Linked DNA regions of Homo sapiens: region 2 is linked to region 1. Evidence: chromatin contacts called from ENCODE Hi-C or POLR2A ChIA-PET data. All regions are on one chromosome and are shown on one strand. The core of a region is the stretch at or near the end of the contact, and the rest is flanking DNA. Distances in the headings are between cores, read along the strand shown. Region 1 holds the start of ARL6IP4 (ARF like GTPase 6 interacting protein 4). Region 2 holds the start of ATP6V0A2 (ATPase H+ transporting V0 subunit a2).

Region 1 (4,939 bases), core at 187-2,686:
CTCCCAGATCCTGTGGTGTAAGTCAGGCCGAAAGCTCCCCACCTGGTGCGCCCCGTCTCAGGGTCCACCACCTTGCGGATGATGCTCTGCCGGGCATCCCACTCCTCCTTGGTCATGGGCTTCATGGCCTGGATTCGGGACTTCTGCTCATCCGTCAGGACTGGAAGGGAAGACGGAGGTGGTGGCCAGGCCTTGGGAAGCGACCTTCTCCCTCTCAGGTGCTGGGCAGCACAGTACCTGGGCCATCCTCTTCCTCCCCAGCTGATCGGTGCCACTGGTCCAGCGAGGGGCCCGGCAGAGCCTCCACCTGCTGTGCTTCCGCCTTCTCCTTGCCCTTCTTCTTCAGCTTCTTCCTCTTCTTCTTCTTCTTCCTCCTCTTGTCCTTGTACTTCCCCCGCTTCTTCCGGCCATCACTGGAGGAAGAGGAGGAGGACGAGGAGGAAGAAGAGGAGCTAGAAGAACTGGAAGAAGAGGAGGAGGAGCTGGATCTTGTTCTCCTCCGGGCCTTCTGCTTGCTTCTCTCTGTGATGCAGGGAGAAGGTGAGGCTGGAAGGCCAGGAGGGGAAGAGGTAAACCTTCGTCCCCTGCTCTGGCCTGGGGCAGGCACAGACCGGCTACAGGGTGAGCGCTTCCTGAGGGGCTTTCCAGAACAGAGATGGAGCTTCCCAGAGGAGCCCCTTCCTGGCTCCTGCGGCGCCTGGCCCTCACATCTCAGGCCCGGCTGCACAGAGGCATGACTGAGCGTCCCCGACCACTGCTCGCCCGACTTCCCCGGGTAGTAACTGCGCCTCCTCTCCCCGATGCCTGTGGTCCTCACCCTCCGCCCCAGGGGCCGTGCTGGCCTTGCGACCTTGGGATGTGGAGGCCGAGCAGTTCCTCGAGGTGTCTTTCCTGCTCTTCTTCTTTCTCTTTTCCGACCCCCGTCCCCGGGACCGGCTGCGACTCCTCGAGCGCTTGCGGGAGCCGACGTGAGCCATGGCGCCGCGGGCTGGCGACGAAGAAGACGCGCTTGAGCCGAAGCCCCCAAGGCCGGCCGCGGGCGGGCTCCAAGGGTGGCTCTAGCGGGGCCGGGGCCTGGCGACGCCCAGTACCCGTCACCGTCCCGGGAAAATGAGCGACCCTCACCCACCCCCAGCGCTGGGGACCCCGGTTTTCTCCGCCGACTCCAGTCCCCGCAGCGGTGCCTGTTAAGGGCCCGCCCCGTGCCCGGAGGCCCCACGCCTGCGCACCCGGCTCCAAACCCCTGGGAACTGGCCGCCGTCCGCCGCGAGTGGCGTCTGGGGCGCTTTCCCGCGCTCTCCTACCCTCCAGCCCCGCGCCCTTCGCGGCCTCGCCGCCTCAAGGGGGCCCCCGGGGCTGCTCCGTTCCCACCTCGACCGCCCTGCGGGCCGGACAGCCCGCCCCGCGCCTTCTCGAGAGGAAGCGGCGGCGAGGAGGCTTCCGGCCGGGGCGCTGCGCGGGAGGCTGGCCGGCTGGGAAGCGCGGCGCCGCTGCCTTTCGTTCTGACGCCCCAGGTTCCGTCCCGGGCGCGCCCACCTCCCGCAGAGGCAAGCAGGGGCGCCGGCCCTCGAGCTCCGCAGCCCCTCACGCCTGTGTCTGCCGAAGCTGCGCCCACTTCCAAGGCTGCCCTCTCGGCGCACGCCCGCAGCACCCACGCCCCCGGTGCCCTGGGAAGAAGGCGACCCTCGCGCGCGCCGCCCTCCTCCCCGGCTGGTCCTGCCCTCTCCATACGACTGCGAGCTCCAGACTGAGGCGCCCTGGTCTTTCCGACGCGCCCACCCAGTGACTCAGAGGTCGCAAACTCGTGTCCGTAGGGGCCAGAAAGATCTTGGCAGTGAGCGCGGGCATGGACCCCAGGCCCATCCGGAAGGAAGCCAGGATTCTGCTCCAGCTGATACGTGCAACGTGGCATGGGGCTGGTGCCCCACCTTCCCAGGGAGACCAAACTCAAGACTGCAATATGGAAGCCCCCTGAGTTTCAAATGTGTAACCCAAAGCGTGGCTGTGCGCTTCATCCAATCTCGGGCCCCCAAGTTGCAACTCTTCCACAATGACAGCCGCAAACACAAAGGGATCTTGCAAAGCACTTTATATACGTCAGCGCATTTGACTCCCAAAACAGCTCTAGGAGGTAGGTGCTAAATGAGGAAACGAAGGCACCAAAAGGTGAAGGCTCACCTAAAGCCACACAGCTGGAAGTGGCAGAAGCAGAATGGGAACCCGGGCAGCCTGGTTCCTGGCCCTGCCATTCACCCCTCTGCCATCTAGAAGATGCTACTGGTGGCCCACCCGAGTCCACTGGGGGGTGATGCCTGCTGCTGAGGGTTCACATCTGTGCTCTCTGGAGGCTTCCCTTGGCTACTGGAAGGCACCCTGCCCTGGAGATAAGTGTCTGGGAAGTTATTCACTCCTCTCTGGCCCCCTCATCCAGGAGCCAGTAACCGGTGGTGTGGGCACACTGTGGTACTGTGGGCTCTGCCTGGAGCTCTCCGTGGGGCCAGCTGAGGCTGGACGTCCTCTGAAGCCACTTCCTTGCCCAGCTGCTCCCTCCCCTCCCCTGCTTCCCTGACTCCCTCGCTGAAGCCCCATTCCAGACCCTGCTTCTGACAAACCTGAACTAAGGCAGCATCTTTGCCCATAGAATGACCCAGAAGCTGGCACACCGTTGAGCCAAGAAGTGCAGTAGGCTGCGGGGATTTTATTTCTGCCCCCAGACCAAGGCAACGGAGCCCTCACCTGCCTGCCACCCCCACACTGGGCCCAAGCAAGCTCAGGTGAGCGCACATACATCCACCGTGGCGGGCTCCTCTCGGGTGAAGCCATCACCGAAGCCCTCATCGTCCACCAGGTCGGGCTCACGGCAGCACATGGGACAGAGGCTGTTGCGCACAGCAGAGGCTCGGAGCCAGACGACAAGGTTCCAACGCTCACCAGTGCCCAAGGGCCGGGCTCCATGCAGCTGGCCGCCACGGTGGAGGACACCCTGGCCCACCACGTGCTCCACCTCCAGGGGCTCCGTCAGGGCTGTGGGTGCCTGCAGATGGCACGACTCAGGCCTGGGCACTCACAGCTGCCCCAGGCCCTGCCGCATGGGTCACACACTCACCTGGAAGAGGCCCCCAAAATACAGGGCGCCCCCTGTGAAGACCTTGCCCAAGGCCACATTGAGGGTGAGCTCGGCATTATCATAGTGGCAGCCCAGCTCCAGGTCCTGGCCCGGTGCGTATTTGACCACAAAGGCCCGGTGGCTGTCGAGCCGGCCCCCGCCACAGTCAGGGTACAGCAGGGCCATCAGCGGCTGCAGGAAGCGCTCCCGCAGTGGTGTCATCAGCGGCTCGTCCAGCCCGAGCTCGTGCAGCAGCACCTGGGAGGGGATTCCTGGGGTCAGCAAGGAAACTAGAGGGCTGCAACCCTGGGCTTCCACTCCACGGTGATCCCACTGTGACCTTCTTTCGCAGCCCGGGCAGGCAGCCCATCTGCAGAACCTCTGACACTGCCTCCTGACCCCAGCCACCCCCTCCTCTGCCACCGGCCAGGCCTCACCCACCCCGTAGTTGTTCATGGTGTTGGGCCTCCCCTTAGGCATGTCCGATTGCTCGAAGTGCTCCAGCTCTTCCAGCAGGGCCTGGCAGAAGGGCGCTGTGAAAACAGGCACCCGGTAGATGCGCTTCTCCTCTGTGGAAGGAGGGATGGTCTGTTGGCCTGAATGTGGCCGTGGGCCGGCCAGGCCTGGGCTTCAGTCTTCCTGTTTCATCACCTGTGCCATGGAGATGAGGCCTTTGCTTTTCAGGGCTATTGTGATGACTTAAGGAAGTAACATGAGGAGCAGGGGAGGCCGATTCCCATGCCCCCCACTTATGCCCGGAACCTTTCCCCAGACTCTACAAGTGTCCACAGGGCTGGCCCTGGGAGCTCACATATGGGTCCTGAGGCCCAGAGAGGGGAAGGAAGTAGCCCAGGGACACCCAGCAGGCCAGTGACAGCCAAGTCGGGATCACAGAGCCAACTTCAGGCTCTCTCTGCACCTCCTTTCATCTGATGAGCCACCGAAGTCTGTACCCCAACTCAGAAGTGGCTCTGGGAGCCTCTGTCCCCCAGCAGGAAGGCCAGAAGGGGCTGTTCTTTCTTGCTGGGCCCTGAGGGGGAAGAAACCAGGCTGAGAATGGAAACCTAAACATTTCTTGGCGGACGCACCAATGCCCAGGGGTGCAGGGCTAGTGTGCCCACGATGGGGCCACCTCGCAGCCTAGGCCCTGCCCCAGCCAACAGCCTCAGCACTATCTCAGCTGCCGGGGAGTGGAAGGCAATGAGGAGAGCACCCCCAGGCTGGGAGGAGGGGGATTCATTCCACCCATGACTCCCAACAAAGCACAGGCTCCATGAGGGGAAACTTGTATCTGCCTCCCACAGGAGCCCCTAGCCCAGGCTATCAGTGCCAATAAGAATAGGAAACACTTTCCAAACACTACGTGCGGGCCCTGTGACAGGCACTCTATGCAGATTAACTCACTTGATCGTCGCAGTGCCTTAAGAGAGGGGGTTACTGTTGCTCCCATTTTACAGATGAGGAAACTGAATCAGAGGTTAAACAACACGCAAACCTCCCTTGCCCAGCATTTCCTGCTGGGTTTAGCCAATAAGTGAGCCCAGCAAGAAATCCGAAGAGAAGTGGGGCATTTTTTGCCCTACTTGGAGTTTGGCATGGCCGCAGGCCTCCGCCCAGAGCCACAACTCCAGGTGGTAACTGCTCCCTCCTGTTGCCAGCCCTGGGGGGCCGGGCTTTGCCATTCCTTACTGGTCCCTTTATCCTGCCCATACCTGTCTCAATGGTCCCTTTAAGATCTTGGATCAGCCCTGTTTGAGTGTGCCAGCTGTCCCACACATGACACAAATATCCACTATTTGCTGGATGAGGGCACGAAGGAAGGGTGAAGGAAAG
Region 2 (6,708 bases), core at 1,320-3,819, 730 kb before region 1:
TTTTAGTAGAGACAGGGTTTCACCATGTTGGCCAGGATGGTCTCGAACTCTTGGCCTTGTGATCTGCCCGCCTTGGCCTCCGAAAGTGCTGGGATTACAGACGTGAACCACCGTGCCCAGACATATTAACTTTTTTTTTCTATTGTGTGGTTTCTTTTATAAATTTTGGGTTTTTTTTCCCTTTTAGGGCAGCACCCTAATTCAAGGCTAATGGAATAAGGTACATTTTAATGTAGATTCAATTCAAGGCACATTTAACCTAGTAAAACCGGCAGAGGAGATCTGGTGCTGTTTGTTTTGATATTCACAGCCATTGATACTCCCACTTCAGCTGAAGGACTAAAGAGGAAACCTGTTCTTAGACTGAGAACTGTAACAAAAGTGCGAACTTTCCCTTCAGGGAGTCCTCCCCATCAGCTGAATGACCTTTCTTTTCCAGGTACTTCCCACTAGCTGTCACCACGGAAGTCACCACCTGCCCCCCTTTCCCTTGCAAGGGTTACTAACAGTGATCCCATCTGGTCACCACAAAGTCAGTAGGAAACTCAGGCTGAAGACACACTGAAAACCTAGCACCACACAAGAGCTCATCGCAGCAACCTTAGTTTTACTTCCTTCTGGAAAAAGATGAACAGCACTTTCTTCTCCTTTCACTGACATTCAGTTGAAAAGGATCCCAGGTACACTCTATGACTGGAGGTAGTGGCGCTTATTGAAACTGGAACCTTCATAGTGATTAGTACGTTTGCTCAAACCTGTAAGACTGAAGTGTGATAAGTGTCTTGGCTTGAGTACTAACCGGAAGGAAAACATCTACCTGTTACAAATGTAGGAGCCTGCTGCACCTGCAGCTGTTGCCTGAATGTTTTGGGTGCTATTCACAGCTCAGCGCAGCATCCATCAGGTGAATGGGTACAACTGCAGAAGTGGCTCCAGGAACCAGGAACCGCCCTGCATCTTACCTGCACCCTCGCCTGTCACTCAGGAGTCTCTCCATGACTTTGCAACTGCCTTATGGGGCTGATCTGGTATTAGATATCTGATATCAATGGATATCAGATCTCGGGTAGGGCTGATCCCTTTTGAAATTAAGGACACCTTAGGAAGATTAAGGGAAACAGTCAGGAGATGAAAGTGGTGGCCAGGAAATAAAATGTTCGCCTGAGTGGATTTCAATTCAGTCAGTAAGTACTTGCTTCACGGTCTCCCTTCCACACCCTGTTCTTTGCCTTCTTAGCACTTATCACAGCTCATAATCAGAGTGTGTTTAATCTGTCTCCTCCCACACTGGAAGCTCCAGGAACACAGGGACTGTGTCTGCCTTGCTCACCACCGAGTCTCCAGCACCAAAAACAGTGCCTGAACATAGCGGGCAGTCAAGAAAAGCTTGTCTGTTCATTCAACAAATGCCTATCGATGCCAATGACTGCCAAGGACTGCGTTAAGGTACTTACTCTCAGAGGTTGACAGTCCTTGGTGGAGACAAACAATAAACAAGTAAATGGACAAACAAATGTTTATTATTACTTGTTGGGGAGACAGCTTCCACTCGACAAACAATGACTGAGTTCTTAAGTCCTTACACACAATGGTATGTACAGCATTAAGCATCAGTGACCAAAACACAAAAATCCCTCTCCTCAAGCAGATGACATCCAGCTCCTTCCCATTTCTGGCTCTGTCTGGGCTCCTCCTGTTCCCTCCAACAAGGACCCTCTCCCCAGATCTTCCCCACGGCTGGCTCCTTTCTATTTGGGTCTCAGCTGAAATATCACCTTCTCCGGGAGGCTTCCTCGACAATCCCTTCACACTCACCTCCCGCCCGAATCACCTTCACATCACCCCGTTTCTTCTTTATGGCAAACCTTTTCTGGTTGACCTATTTATTTGGTTAATGCGCCCCCCTAACCCCCGTAAAGTTCCAAAAGGACTCCAAGAGGCCTTTGTGGGATTTGTTCTCCCGCTGAGCTCGGTGCCCGGAGCTGATGAAGACCACACGGGCGATCCTAACTAACTGGGGCAGAGCAGCCGCCGACCACACAGACGGCCGGCGACCCTGGAGTCAGCCCCGCGCTCCGGGAAGCTTTGGCCGCTGAGCTGGGGTGTCATCTTCCCCGTCTGGACAATGGGGACGGGGCGCGCCCTTCCTCGGTGCTCCCCGCGGGAGGGCCCCAGCGATGCGCGGGATTGGGGGCGCCAGGAGAGCAGGTGCGGCCCGCGTCTCCCGGGCGACACTCACGTCTCGGAACTGGACCAGGCCTTTCTCGCCCAGGGCGCTGAGGCACTCGTAGGCCGTGCCCGACTGCAGGAAGAGCTGCGCCAGGCACATGGTCTCGCTCCGGAACAGGGACCCCATGGCGGGCCGACCCGCGCCCGGAGGGGCTCGATGGGCGGCGGCGGCTCCGAGCCGCGCGGGCCCGCACACTCAGCCGGTGCGGCCCGGGCCTCGAGCTCTTCCTGTGGCCTGGCCGCGGCCCCGCACTATGGGGCTCCAGACTGCAGCGGCCGCCCCCGGTTCTGCCACCGCGGCCGCCGCTCCAGCTGCCGCCACAGCAGTCCGCGAGGTCCCGCCCCCAAGCCACTGCCGGTTCCGGTTCCGCCCCCGCGTCCCGCCCCCCCCGCCGGCCGACCAATGGACGCCCGAGGTTGTCGCCGCACGACGTGGCGGCAGGGCCAACCAGCGCGAACCCGGCGGGTACGACCACTGCAGCTGGCGCTCCGCCGGACTGGACGCAGAGCTAAATCCCGCGCGGCTCCCCGGCTTTCCTGGAGGAGTCTCGCCGAGTGTGCACGCCGCGAAGCTCACCCGTTCCTAGTGCACGACCCTGTGCTGCTGCGTGTGTGTGTGTGTGTGTGTGTGAGAGAGAGAGAGAGAGAAACGGAATCTCACGCAGTCCCACAGGCTGGAGTGCAGTAGCGCGATCTCGGCTCACTGCAACCTCCGTCTCCCAGGTTCAAGCGATTCTCCAGCCTCAGACTCCCCAGTTGCTGTGACTACAGACGCGCGCCACCCGCGTCCAGCTAATTTTTTTGTATTTTTAATAGAGACGGGGTTTCACCATGTTGGCCAGGCTGGTCTCAAAACTCCAGAGCTCAGGTGATCCGCCTGCCTCGGCCTCCGCAGTGCTGGGATTACAGGCGTGAACCACTGCGCCCGGCCCTGCTGCTGGTTTTTTATGGATAGGGTTTCCCTCTGTGGCCCAGGGAGGAGTGCAGTAGCACGAGCTCGGCTCGCTGCAACCTTGACCTCCTGAGCTCAAGCGATCCTCCCACCTCAGCCTCTGGAGGAGCTGGGATTACAGACGCGCGCCATCACACCCGGCTAATTTGTTTTTAAAATGTTTATAGAGAAGGGGTTTCATCATGTTGGCCAGGCTGGTCTCGAACTCCTGAACTCAAGCAATCCTCCCGCCTTGGCCTCCCAAAGCGCTAGGATTACAGGCGTGATCCGCCGCCCGGAGGGATCCTAGGCTTCTTCGTGAAGTTGGAGTGTGCAGCCAGCATCCCAATCCAGTTTTCAAACATTTCCCACCGACCTCGCAAGACTCCTCCTGCTCAGTTGCAGTCTCCCCTTCCCGCCCGGCCTGGCCACCACAGGACAATTTTGTCTCGCTAAATTTGCCACCTCCAGGCTTGTCCTGTCGATGGAATCACACAGCACCCAGTGTGTGTTCCCCACACTGACCGGGAAGCAGTGGCCCCCCGCCCCAGGCCGCAACCTCACCGCTGTCCCAGTCGAGTCTCTGCTTACATATCCCCTTCCTTGAGACTGTCCCTGGAGTCACATCCTTGTTCTATTTCCTTCACTGCACCTGCCACCATCTGAAATTATCTTGTCTGTGTGTTAGTGCCAGTCTTCCCTGCTAGAATGGAAGCTCCACCAAGGTGGGGACATTGTTTCTGCCACTGTGGTATCTCCAAGCCCCAGCACATAGTAGCCACTCAATAAATAGTTCATGAATGCATACATAAATGTATAAACTTAAAAAAGTTAAAACCATAGACACTCCAGACCCCATTCTGCCAAACTGAGTTTTTTCCTTCTTTTAAGTACAAAAGGCGTCCTCACAAAGCCCACAAAATCAAGCTAAATTACCTGTCATTTGGAAGTTTTAAATTTATTTTCCATAAATACCTGAAATCCAAAGCTAGTTACACTAGGCTGGGTGCCCTGGCTCACTCCTGTAATCCCTGCACTTTGGGAGGCTGAGGCAGGTGGATCACTTGAGGTCAGGAGTTTGAGACCAGCCTGGCCAACATGGCAAAACCCCGTCTCTACTAAAAAAATATAAAAATTAGCTAGGCGTGGTGGTGGGCACCTGTAGTCCCAGCTACTCGGGAGGCTGAGGCAAGAGAATCGCTTGAACCTGGGAGGTGGAGCTTGCAGTGAGCTGAAATGGCATCCCTGGACTCTAGCCTGGGCAACAGAGTGACACTCTGTTTCAAAAGAAACAACAACAACAAAAAGATACAGTAAGAACTGTGAAGGTGAATTCAAAGGCTGAAGTTCAGACAATAATTGACTCAGACCCCAGCTCCGTCAGTCCAGTACTGACCCAGATTCCTGAGTCAGCCCTAGAGGGGTCGGGTGAAGGCCCAACACCACCACAGTACAGATGCTGAAATTCACGGTATTTCCATCATGCAGAAACTTAGGACCTCTGCAGTGACTAGCTCATCCCCCTATTTGAAAGTGGACTCAGGCCGGGCGCAGTGGCTCATGCCTGTAATCCCAGCACTTTGGGAGGCCGAGGCGGGTGGATCACGAGGTCAGGAGATCGAGACCATCCTGGCTAACACAGTGAAACTCCGTCTCTACTAAAAATACGAAAAATTAGCTGGGCATGGTGGTGGGTGCCTGTAGTCCCAGCTACTCAGGAGGCTGAGGCAGGAGAATGGCGTGAACTCGGGAGGCGGAGCTTGCAGTGAGCAAAGATCACGCCACTGCTCTCCAGCCTGGGCAATAGAGCAAGACTCCGTCTCAAAAAAAAAAAGAAAAAAGAAAATGGACTTAAGACTGGAGGAAAATTTGAAATTGCCCCTGGGCAGGAACTCTGCAGCGAAGATGAAACAGCACATTTTATGTGGTGCTGGGTATCAGCAGGCACTAGGAATTCGATCAAAAAGTATAAAAGGGAAAATAATTATTTTTCAAAATTAGGCTTAAATAACATAGAAAATCCATCTGAAACAACTAAGTTACCTGGCACACAAAGAAAACTTACAGGTGATGTGCCATGTGGCCACTGTAGGACCGTGGCTAAAAACATCTATTCCAGGGCTGGGCACAGCAGCTCATACCTATAATCCCAGCACTTTGGGAGGCTAAGGCAGGTAGATCACTTGAGCCTAAGAGTTCGAGACCAGCCTGGGTAACATAGGGAGACCCCCTTCTCTACAAAAAAAAAAAATACAAAAACTAGCCAGGTACAAGCCTGTGGTCCCAGCTACTTGGGAGGCTAAGGTGGGAGGATCACTTGAGCTCAGGAGGTCGAGGCTGCAGTGAGCCGTAATTGTGCCACTGCTCTCCAGCTCTCCAGCCTGGGTAACAGAGTAAGACCGAGTCTCAAAAAAAAAAAAAAAAAAAAAATCCATTCTCCCCACTGAGTGGGGTTGACTGTTCCCATGTGACGGCCCATGGGAGAAATTTGTCAAGACTCAGCTAGGAAAAACTGTCCTTCATTGATAACCAGTTAATTTTTAATGAATAGATTTCATAATTCCTGTATTAATGAATAGATTTCATAATTCCTATAGCTAATCATACTTGGGTTTTTGTAAACTGGGGTCTTGGTTGGGCATAGTGGCTCCTGCTGGTAATCCCAGCACTTTGGGAGGCTTAGGTGGTAGGATCGCTAAAGCCAGGAGTTTGAGACCAGGCTGGGCAACATAGCGAGACCCCCATCTACTAAAAAAAAAAAAAAAAAAAAAAAAAAAAAAAATAGCCAGGCGTGGTAGCTGTGTGCCACCTGTAGTCCCAGCTACTTGGGGGAGAATCGCTTGATCCCAGGTGTCTGAGTTTACAGTGAGCTATAATCGTGCCACTGCACTCCAGCCTGGGCAACAGAGGGAGAACCTGTCTCCAAAAAACAAATAAATAAATAATGAATTAGGGGCCTGCTTCTGCTAAAGGCAACCTCTGGCATGTATTTTAGGGCTTACATGTGCCCCTGGTTTTGTTTTACTTTTCTCTTATTATTTTCCTCCCGCAGCCCCCATATCTTTCCCCATCAGTGATTTTGTGTTTTTGTATTACATGCATTTTTAAGGATTTCTTAATCCTTTCTACGGAATATGGGAAACATCAATCAACACGAATGTATTAAAAACTAAAGAAAAGACTGATTCTCTCTGGTATAAATAAAACTCCTATGACTTTAACTAATTTGTGATAAGCTAAAATTTCTAACATTTTTGAGTTCTTCTCATGCATTTTACTCAGTTCAGGCCAGCGATGAGAATATTCATTCTGCATTGGATAGCTACATATATGAATTAAAGTCACAGGGCACTTAATAAAAATTTTCTACAAAAATAAGACATTTCATTTATTAAAATTTTATAGAGAAGCATACAAGACTACAACAAATCACTGAAGTCAAGGTCTAAAGTCTTTGAGAAGTCAGATGGACCGGACGCAGTGGCTCACGTCTGTGATCCCAGCACTTTGGGAGGCCGAGGTGGGCAGATCATCTGAGCTCAGGAGTT

Evidence for each region. A loop is a pair of places that touch in the nucleus more often than their neighbours do. ChIA-PET counts read pairs that join two places held with the same protein, here RNA polymerase II (POLR2A). Pooled maps may share reads with other maps.
Region 2: a loop to region 1 is called in a map of CD8-positive, alpha-beta T cell, with 4 times the contacts of the local background. The contact joins the promoter of ATP6V0A2 here to the promoter of ARL6IP4 in region 1. A Hi-C loop is called at or near these places in 1 of 168 maps with a recorded cell type or tissue (CD8-positive, alpha-beta T cell), 3 of 37 single-sample maps with no recorded cell type and 9 of 50 pooled maps. POLR2A ChIA-PET finds 5 or more read pairs at or near these places in 2 of 52 experiments (CD4-positive, alpha-beta T cell and RWPE1).

Annotation. Positions count from the first base shown.
Region 1 is chr12:122,977,178-122,982,116 of GRCh38, reverse strand. It overlaps ARL6IP4 (ARF like GTPase 6 interacting protein 4), which reads right to left and starts at 1,436. Exons shown (of 6, transcript NM_018694.4): 1 at 1,372-1,436; 2 at 818-988; 3 at 238-546; 4 at 43-160. The coding sequence starts at 977. OGFOD2 (2-oxoglutarate and iron dependent oxygenase domain containing 2) reads right to left here. Exons shown (of 7, transcript NM_001304833.2): 5 at 3,548-3,675; 6 at 3,107-3,364; 7 at 2,075-3,034. The coding sequence ends at 2,771. RefSeq lists silencers at 1,020-1,119, 1,130-1,769 and enhancers at 852-1,357, 1,358-1,863, 2,020-2,239.
Region 2 is chr12:123,708,214-123,714,921 of GRCh38, reverse strand. It overlaps ATP6V0A2 (ATPase H+ transporting V0 subunit a2), which reads right to left and starts at 2,569. Exons shown (of 20, transcript NM_012463.4): 1 at 2,240-2,569. The coding sequence starts at 2,356. LOC105370042 (a long non-coding RNA gene) reads left to right here. Exons shown (of 3, transcript XR_945477.4): 3 at 188-2,156. TCTN2 (tectonic family member 2) reads right to left here. Exons shown (of 18, transcript NM_024809.5): 18 at 6,523-6,708. RefSeq lists a silencer at 2,195-2,744.